Linked DNA regions of Homo sapiens: region 1 is linked to region 2. Evidence: read pairs that join two places in POLR2A ChIA-PET (ENCODE). Cell type or tissue: B cell. All regions are shown on one strand. Region 1 overlaps PLEKHO2 (pleckstrin homology domain containing O2). Region 2 overlaps MTFMT (mitochondrial methionyl-tRNA formyltransferase).

The links. Peaks named below come from ENCODE experiments on the same cell type or tissue, not always from the same donor. Only the 100,000 strongest peaks of a DNase experiment are listed, where the experiment ranks them.
Region 1: POLR2A ChIA-PET joins it to region 2 with 9 read pairs; 3 of 35 experiments call an interaction of 5 or more read pairs at or near these places.

What each region holds. Positions count from the first base shown.
Region 1 is chr15:64,854,747-64,859,746 of GRCh38, forward strand. It overlaps PLEKHO2 (pleckstrin homology domain containing O2), which reads left to right. Exons shown (of 6, transcript NM_025201.5): 3 at 175-291. Among named protein-coding and RNA genes, the nearest start is that of PLEKHO2, 15 kb to the left of the region's middle. In B cell, no CTCF peak of the experiment used is centred here; no DNase peak of the experiment used is centred here; H3K27ac peaks cover 1,039 bases.
Region 2 is chr15:65,004,132-65,009,131 of GRCh38, forward strand. MTFMT (mitochondrial methionyl-tRNA formyltransferase) reads right to left here. Exons shown (of 9, transcript NM_139242.4): 7 at 1,982-2,060; 8 at 723-805. Among named protein-coding and RNA genes, the nearest start is that of SPG21, 17 kb to the left of the region's middle. In B cell, no CTCF peak of the experiment used is centred here; no DNase peak of the experiment used is centred here.

The DNA.
Region 1 (5,000 bases), 150 kb before region 2:
TGCACTTGCCAGGGTCTGGACACCACATCTTGGTGACTGATTGGCAGCCTGAGGTCCTCCCTCTAACCAAGTGATGTCCTCGCTGAGTGGGATCAGGGTCTGGGACATGAGTAGTTGAGGGTGGTGGTGGGTCTGACTGTCACCAGCTCATGTCCCTTCTGTCTCCCTCCCCAGGATGATCAGAAGTGTGTGGAGACTGTGGAGCTGGGCAGCTATGAGAAGTGCCAGGACCTTCGTGCCCTCCTCAAGCGAAAACACCGCTTTATCCTGCTGCGATCCCCAGGGAACAAGGTAGGGCGATGCCTGCTGCTGCCCCATCTCCCTCTAGCCCAGAGTCAGCTTGGGAGGCCTAAGCAGGTTTAAGGCAGGCCTGGCCCCTTGAAAAAGCCTGTTTTCCGTTGCGTGTGGCTGAGGCTCAGCCCTAGCAGCCACCATAGGTCAGACCTTTGCTCATTTTGTCTCGGAATCTTCCAAGCCCCTAGTTGATAAGAGATGCACTTAGGGCTCTGTTGAGAGACCTCTGCTCCCCTTTTCCTCTTGCAGGCCCAGGGCCTCCATCCCAGGCTGTAGTTGGAAAGTAGCCTTTGGGAGGTGGGGCACTTGGCTGTACCCCAGACCCTGGGGGAGGCCCAGGGCTGAGGCAGGAGAGCTGTGGTTGAGGCCTCCACCCTGCCAGGCCTCAACACCGTGATGCAGCCTGGGGCAGAGGGGGAGTGTGTGGCCTCCCTTCATCCCAGGCCTTTGTGGGTGGGCCCACCCTGGACTAAGGACTAGGAGGCCTGCAGCCCCCCAGCTTTCCTCCCCTTGCACTTTCCTTTCTTGGCTGTAGCTGGGGAAGGTCCCTGGCTTGAGAGAGTCTTTCCCTGGGACATGCTGTGTGTACAGATGAAGTTTGCTGTTTGCACCACATTTCTCTGGCGGGGAGTCTGGTGGGTGTTGACACATGGTGTAGCTTCACAGATGTCAGGAGCGAGTTCAGATTTGAGGCTGGCATGCACAGCACCTCTCGCCAGCTTGCACCCATCTGCGGCTGGGCCATTCCTTGCCTTGTCCTCTGCATGTCATGTGGAGCCTCGCAGAATAGGGCTGAGTCACAGAGGCTGGGAGTTGGGGAGCAAGTCTGGTCTGGGCCTGCTGGAGGCCATTCTGTTTCTCCCCCAGCTTTAGGGGATAGGAGCCCAGTCCTCTGCAGACCCTGAAGACCACAATGCTTTACTCATTGACCCTTTGTCCTACTGTGCAGGGGGTGGGGGCGCAGAAGCAACCAAGATAGCAGTGGAGGGGGCTGTGGAGCTGTGATACTAGGGAGCTGGAAGTGTATCCCAGGGTAGCGGCTGGTATAATTATAGTGTTATGAGGGCTCATGGGACTGGGCCCAGGTTTCACTTGACATCTGCTGCTTAGGGCTCTTTGAGGACAAAAAGAGTCACATTTTAATCTTTTCAAGGCCTGGAGCCCCTACCCTGTCCTGGAGACCCACTTCCTTCCTGAGTGGGCACTGTATATGTGGATGTGTGTTTGAGAGAGATGAGATGCAAAGTATGTTCTGTGTGAAGATCTGCCACCTGTGTGTCTGGCCCTTATGTGTGTATCTTTTTTTAATGCAGGTGAGTGCTCACCTGGCCGTGTGTCTGTCTGGGTGTGTGTCTTAGTATGCTATGTGGATGTGGGGTGGAGGGGGACCTAGCCTCTCTGGCCTCTGCCTGTGCTGTTCTGTGGGCCATCTCTTCCCCAGCTCTGAGAATCAGCTGGTGATAGACTAGGTGGGCTTGGCTCAGCTCAGGGTGGGACATCACCTTCAGAGAAGCCTGTTTGTGCAGCTGTGTTCTCAGCTGCTTCAGCCAACACCCTCCCTACCAGCCCCCAACCCTGCAAGAATTTAGGCTGGCTCTGAGAACAGGACAAGAATTTAGGCTGGCTCTGAGAACAGGAGATGGGGCTGTGGAGCAAGTGGTGGGTGCTGCGGATGAAACAGTGCATCCTGGTTCCAGCTCAAGGGTCCCTGACCCTCCCCACCCCAGGAGCTCACACAGATTGGGGCTCTCCAGAGGTCAGTTGGTGGACCTGGCCCAGGGCACCACATTCCCACATCCTCTCACCCTCCTTTCTCAGCAGCCTGGGTGTTCCCCGTCCTCAGTGAGGCCTCCAGCCGGCCAGGAGGTCACATGACCCTGGCTGTCTGGTCCTGAGGCCGCCTTTTTTCCCCTCTAATCAAATAAACAAAGACTCCAATGTCTTACATGCCCCTCTCCCCCTGCTTCTCCAGCCCCACACCCCTGCCCATGAGGTCACAGGCAGACGCTGCCAGGAAGCAGGGTGGCCACTGCTGGGCCTTGCTGCCCTGCTGGTCTCAGCCAGCTTGGCCCTTTCCTCTTTCCTGCCTCCTCTCTTCCCCTCCCACTTTTTTCCTCTCTGCCATTTTGTCCTTAACCTTTTCCCAGGCCTTGTGGGCCTAGTCTGTGGCCAGTCCTGTTAGCATCTAAGCTCCTAGCAGTGCCTATGTCCCTGGGGCTTCTTGGAAGTTCTCAGGGCAGGGACCTGTACAGCCTGTGGCCCTTCAGGATGGTTTTTGGGGAGAGGCACAGCTTCTTGGTATTCTTATTTTTTGAGACAGGATCTCACTCTGTCACCCAGGCTGGAGTGTAGTGGCATTATCTCAGCTTGCTGCAACTTCTGCCTCCTAGGCTCAGGTGATCCTCCCACCTCAGCTTCTGAGTAGCCGGGACTGCAGGCACACACCGTCATGCCTGGCTAATTTTCATATTTTTTGTAGAGATGGGGTCTCACTATGTTGCCCAGGCTGGTAACTTCTTGGTATTCTAATTGTTTCTATTGTGGTCATCCTTGTGGAATGCCTGGCTCGTTCAGCCAGATACAGGGTTCCTTAGGAGGGTGGAGCTGGGTCCTGTTTAACCTTGTCTTCCTTCTCCTGTGGGAGCCTTTTGGCTTGCACAATAGGTCTTCTCTGAGGCCATTTCTGCTTCTCACAAGGGAGCAGAAGAGAGCCGAGGCAGCCTGCTTCAGGTGGGCTGGGCCAGTGGGGAAGGAGCTGCAGTTTGGGCTGGGTCCAGTGGTTCTGTTCTTGTCCCTTTGAGGTCCAGAGTAATGAAGCGAGTAGAACTTGGTAATCTGACTTCTAGGCCTGCTCTTCTCTGGCCTCCTCTTGTTCCATTGGCTCCTGAGTTCAGCTGTACACTTTTCAAGCTCCCTGGATGCTAAATCCTGTACCATGCAGGGGTCACACCAGCTCTGAGCCTGTGAATAGGAGGAGCAGCTGGGTAGAAGGGCTGGCCCCAGACTCCCTTTCTAGCAGGTCCCGTCACAGAGTTGGGTGGCCTTAGCGACCCCAGATGCAGTGTGGTCTGTCTCTGAGCCCCCAGCAGCCCTGATGGCTGAGCTGAGGCAGTTGCCAAGGTGCCCTGGGGTTTCTGACTTAACTGAAGATCTGCTTCCAGGATCAAATTTACCCTGGTCATGCAAATGAGCATTTGGCTGTGCCTGGCATGGTGGGGGTGGGACCCAGGGCCCTGCATGAGGAGGAGGCAGTGGCAGCCAGGAGGAAATTATATAATGAGGATGCTGAGGGGGCCAGGCCGACCTCGGTGTTACATAACTGGAGAGTGGAGGGAGGGGAGGTACTATCTAACACCAGGGTGGAGGATGGGCAAGCTGGCGACCGCCAACAAAGAACTAGGGCATCTTGAGGTCAGAGAGTAGGCAGTGGTCCAAAAATGGTGAGGGAAGGAAACTTGAGCCAGTTCATTAATTTTTTGGCTCATTCATTCAAGAACTATTTACTGAGCACCTACTATGTGCCAGTCCCTGCTTTTAATCATGTTTAATTTCCCCATCATTGCTTGGTAGTAGGCAGTGTTATCCCATCTTACAGACGAGGAAACAAACTGTTTTGTCCAGAGGGAAGGCAATGGTGCTAATTCCTATTACTGAGTATTCACTCTGCCTAGCTCCAGATTTAGTACTTTAGATATATCTTTTTTCCCTCAATTAAAAAATAAAAAACTGTGGTAAAAAAAAATTTACCATCTTTTCCAGTTTGAAATTGCACAATTCAGCGGCATTAAATACATTCATGGTGTTGTACAGCTATCACCACCATCCATCACATAACTCTCCATCGTGTAAAACTAAAACTCTATGCCCATTAAATAATAATGCCCCATTGCCCCTCTCCCCAGCCCCTGGCAACCACCACTCTCCTCTCTGTCTCTATGATTTTGACAACTCTAGGTACCTCATATAGGTGGAATTGTACAGTTTTTGTCTTTTTGTGTCCAGCTTATTTCACTTAGCACAATGTTTTCAAGGTTCATCCCTGTTGTAGCATGTGTCAGATTTTTCTTCCTTTTTAAGGCTGGCTGATAATCCATTGTACGTATGGACCACATTTTGCTTATCCATTCATCTGTCAGTGGACACTGAGGTTGCTTCCACCTTTTGGCTGTTGTGAACAATGCTATGAGCATGGGTGTACAAATTGGATACATCATTTTAAAAATGATCTTCATGGCTCCATGAGGCAGGTTCTGGTGGTATTCTCTTTTACAGTTGAAGAAACTGAGGCCTGAGGTCAGACACCTGTAAGTGGTGGACTGTCCTGCTCAGAGGCCCTACTGCCTTGTCCACTGCGTGAGGCAGCCCCTCAGTTTCCATGACCTCACTCCTTCCTCTTATTTCCTGTCTGGCCATTGGGCCTGGCAGGGTCAGGGTTCTCTGAGCCACCCTCTGATTCTAACAGGAGCTCAGAGCTCCTACCTGAATTGGGAAAGGACTCATGGGTGGTGTGGGGTGGGTTTGAATGTAGACTGGGGCTATTCCTACTTTTCAGAGTAAACGGAAGCCCAGAGCCCAGGCAGCTGGCCTGGGGGAGTCCCATGGAGCTGGACCAGATCCGGGCTCTTTCCACAAGGCCAGGCTGATTCGAATCTAGACCCAGCTGCATACTGGTGGGCAGTGGGGAGGGCTTCTCTGTGAGATCTTTC
Region 2 (5,000 bases):
TAAGCCTCCCAAGTAGCTGGGATTACAGGCGTCTGCCACCACGCTCGACTAATTTTTGTACTGTTAGTAAAGACGGGGTTTCTCTATGTTGGTCAGTCTGGTCTCGAATTCCCGACCTCAGGTGATCCACCCGCCTCAGCCTCCCAAAGTGCTGGGATAACATGTGTGAGCCACCTTGCCCGGCTAAACACTCTTAAGTATGAAATATCTCACATGAACACCATATGATGCAAAATACCTAGGAAATGGAAGGAATGTAGAACACTTCTCAGAACACACCATGATCTTATAAAACAATAATGATTCCAAAGTTATTTTAAAAAGTTCAGAAATCTCCTCTTTACTACTGTTAAGCAGTAAAAGCAAGTAGGATATGTGTGTCCTGTAGTAGTTCAGTCAGATATTTTGATATGACTATCTTTTATGTTACCAAGCACAAGAGCTGTTAATTAAATTGGGCTACTGAAAATACACGTGTTCTTTTAAGAAAGCACTCAAGTTACTGAATCTTCTTTCTTTGAGTAATAATAATGCCTTGGCAAAACTTCATCACTTTCAAAAAATTATGCTAGAGACTTCACTATTTCTTAAGAAAATTAAATGATCTCCTGACCCAATCTATGGACAGGCAGTTAAGTGAAGTTCCAACTAAAAATAATAAATGATACAGACTATAACATAGTAAAACAACTATGATAACTTGAAACTAATGAAAAACATACCTTGCAATAAACCAATAGTATTTGTGACTGTTTGTGGTATATTACTGATCCTGGAATAAGAGCCTGTCCCGTTAATTTTGGATCTGAAGAATGGAAAAAAGAAAAGATATACAAGAGAAAAAAGCAATTATGCAACTTCATAGTACTTCTTAAAAATCAAAAAACATCTTGGGAGGCAGTACTGATACCGGAGAGAACACATTTGCTGATGTTGACTTTGTAAACCAAAACTTACAAGGAAACCACAGTGCTCTCTGTACATCAGAAACCCAAAGGAAAGCTTCCCATGCACATACAAAGCTATAATTCCTTTACCCAGTGACCACCTAAAATGCTGAATCTACAAGTTTTGTGTTAGCGCTTTGGTGAAATAACTAGCCAACAGGGGGAAATACATAGGATGTTTAGGATTTAGGCTGGCCCTTTCATCCCTGCCCAAACAAATCCTAATTCCTAGGTTCCTGGGGAACTCCAACTACCTCTAAATTAAACCAGCTTCCTCTGTGGCTCACATTCCTTCTGTCCACCGTATTGGCAGGATGCTGATGGGCCTCAGAATGGACTTGTGGCATGAAGTATGAATACACTCTGGCCTAGATTTTCACTGATTTGCCCAGATATTTTCATTATAATATTCACCAGAATGAAACTAATCGAGTCATTCTGCACTCTCTGAAAACCTTAAGGCAGGAAATCACAGAGCTTAAAATGGGATAGGAACACTGCTTTGCCTACTCCCCAGGGTCCTGTAATGATTTTTTTTTTTTTTTTTTTGAAATGGAGTTTCACTCATTGCCCAGGCTGGAGTGCAGCGGCGCAATCTTGGCTCACTGAAACCTCTGCCTCCCAGGTTCAAGTGACTCTCCTGCCTCAGCCTCCCAAGTAGCTGGGATTACAGGCATGTGCCACCATGCCCAGCTAAATTTTTGTATTTAGTAGAGACGGGGCTTCACCATGTCAGTCAGGCTAGTCTCGAACTCCTGACCTCAGCTGATCCACCCACCTTGGCCTCCCAAAGTGCTGGAATTACAGGCGTGAGCCACCGCGCCTGGCCTGTTCTTGTAATGATTAAATGAGAAAATATATGAGAATGAGTGTTGCAAAGAATAAGACAATAAGTGAATGTAAAGTATTATAATTACTGAACTGAAACAAACTAAAAGTTATTTTTAGTAATTGTGACATATGATAAAACAGACGTATTTCCAGATACACTACAGTGAAAACAGCTTCCATGTTAGCTATTCAAAAGTTAGTACCAGCAAGGACTGAACTGTTAACTTCTACCAAATCCAGAAGTTTAATGGTATTCGCCATCCAGAGCGTCTGCAACGGAATCTGCAAGTAAAATTAAAGAAGGTATGATAAAGGAATACACTCAACTCCCAAACCCTTTTCAACTACTATTTTGTGTTAATCTGGACTTTTCTTTCAATTAGAGGAATTGGGAACTCAGTCACTAAGTTTGATGGAACAGACCGTAAACATGACTCTCTACATCAGTGTTTCCAGGATTTATAAGATCTTTTTTTTTTTTTTTTTGAGACGGAGTCTCGTTGTGTCACCAGGCTGGAGTGCAGTGGCGCGATCTTGGCTCACTGCAAGCTCCGCCTCCCGGGTTCACGCCATTCTCCTGCTTCAGCCTCCCGAGTAGCTGGGACTACAGGCGCCTGCAACCATGCCCGGCTAATTTTTTGTATTTTAAGTAGAGACGGGGTTTCACCATGTTAGCCACGATGGTCTCTATCTCCTGACCTCATGATCCGCCCGCCTTAGCCTCCCAAAGTGCTGGGATTACAGGCGTGAGCCACCGCGCCCGGCCGATTTATAAGATCTTAAATGTTACTTTAAAATCAATGTTTATATCTAATATACTAATATTTCCAATTAAAAATTTATTATCCTTATAAAAAATGCAAGCATTACATTATGTTAAAAAATTTTAGAAAGTGATATTCTGTATTTATTCCCATCCCTATAGGTAACGACTGTTAAGTTTGATGTGCATTTCCCTGTATTTTTTTCTACAAATATTATTATAAAAATCTAGAACACAGTGATAGAGACAGGAGACAGCCAAATGCCACCCAGGTCATTATGCACAGTGGGCTTGACTCAACATGTCCATGGTGAAAAGTTCTGTCCCTTAACACATGCACAGTAAAGGAAATAAATCAAGGTGGCGTGGCTCAGACTAAGGGCCCGCATGAGCACTGGAAGAATGGGGGTGGAGCCACCAGGAATTTCTGCCTTATGCAGGGGAAGAGCCTGGCCTCTTCAGCTCCTGTGTGGTGGCCTGGTATTCAATCTGTGAGGTGGGAGCCTGTTGGCAGGACCCCCTCTTTTTTTGCTGAGAGCTTTCTTTTAATAAATTCCACTCTCCTCACCTTTCAATGTGTCCACGTGCCTAATTTTTCCTGGTTGTGAGACAAGAACCCAGATTTTAGCTGAGTTAAGGAGCAAAAAGTCCTGCATCAATACTGTTTTACAAGGACTTTTGTTATGTGACCATAAAGCATTGATGTTTCATCAGTACATACTTATCAATTTCACTCTATCTGCTGCACAGTAACCCATTTTATGAATATGTAATTTATGCAACTACCTTTATGATAGATATTTGTTATTTTCAATTTATTGCTATTTATAACACTATAAACTAGGGTAATAACCTTGTCGATATATCTTTGAGGGCTTACACATTTCTGGATAATAGTTTTGGGGTTTTTTGTTTTTAAAGTGGAATGCGTGGGTTAAACAGCATCAACATTTTATTGCTAAACTGCCTGGATAAGTGAGAAAAAAATATGATAATCTCTTGCTGTTTATTATTAGCGAAGCTGAGAAGCTGTCCATATATTTATGTGCACTTTTAATTTATTTATCTGTAACCTGCCTATTTATGCCCTTTGGTTATATTTTTTAAAACTGGGATGGTTATCTCATTAATTTGCAAAAATATTTTCTATATTTAGGAAATTAGCCTTTTAACTCTTACATGTGTTGTGAATATTTTCCTCAGTTTGTTGACTTTTAATCTTGGGGACAGCCATTTTTTCCATGCATAAGTTTTTTATTTTCATAATTATATTTCTAAGTCTTTTCTCTCATTACTTTGGTGGTTCGTATCATACTTAAAAAGGCCTACCCCACACTTTAAGATTATTAAATATTGTCAAATTATTCAGTTGTGCTTTTTTATAGTCCTTGTGATTTTACTTTTTATATTTAAATCCTTGATCCATCTATATTTTGATTTTTTTATTATGGTAAAAAACACATAAGAAAAATGTGCTCAATTAACAAATTGTAAGTATACCATACAGTATTGTTAACTACATATGCATTGTTATAATATAGCACTTACTATGATTTTAAAAGATAGGATTTGAGGGCTTCCCCCACCAATGGTTGGCCAGTTATCCCAATACTATTTACTAGATAATCCATCTTACCCTTCCCTCCAGTATGAAATACCACCTTTATCATGTAACACATTTCCAACATACCTGAGATCCTACAGCCTGATTTAAATGTTAATAAAATTTAACACACACCAGGAAATAAGTTCTCTAAAATTTCTGAATTGAATGCATTTATTTCCAGACTGTAGTTCAATCCTCTATTTCATACATGAAGAGAGTGAGGCTCAGAGAAATGCAGCTATTTTCCCAAGGTTGGACCCAGCTAGTTAGTAGCAAAGCCAGGACTGGCTTCTGTTTTCTGATTCTCAGTGCAGTGCTCTTTTTATGACACCCCTTAAAGAGGGTATTTAACTTTCAGAAGAGTTAGGTTGTTGTAATAATTTGAACATTAAATCAAATAAGTAAATGAATTTGAAGAACAAGTTCATAACTGTATCTATGTCATAGCCTCTTCTATAACTTGCTAGCTCACTTTTCTTTTGCCCGCTTCAATAAAAGTTCTGAAACGATTTTCATATGTGCAATTTTTTTCTTTTAAATAACTCAAAATATTTTTGAAACATGCTTACTGACTAAAAAAGATTTCTATTTACTGAGAGTAATAAACATGCTAGGTACATACTCAGAATATAGTCTTGTTCTTCGGGAGGTAAAGCTCACCTTATCATCAGAGCATTGTAGAAAGGAAAGGGATGGTAAGAATATAATCATTTTGGTGTCTGCCATCATTACTGCCAAAATAGTATGTTTGCATGAATTTACATTCACCTAGTTCATTTCCTTTGATCTTGCCAGTTGTGTACATGGTCATTAATCCCACTTTAGAGGTAAAAAAAGCAGAAGCTCAAAGACA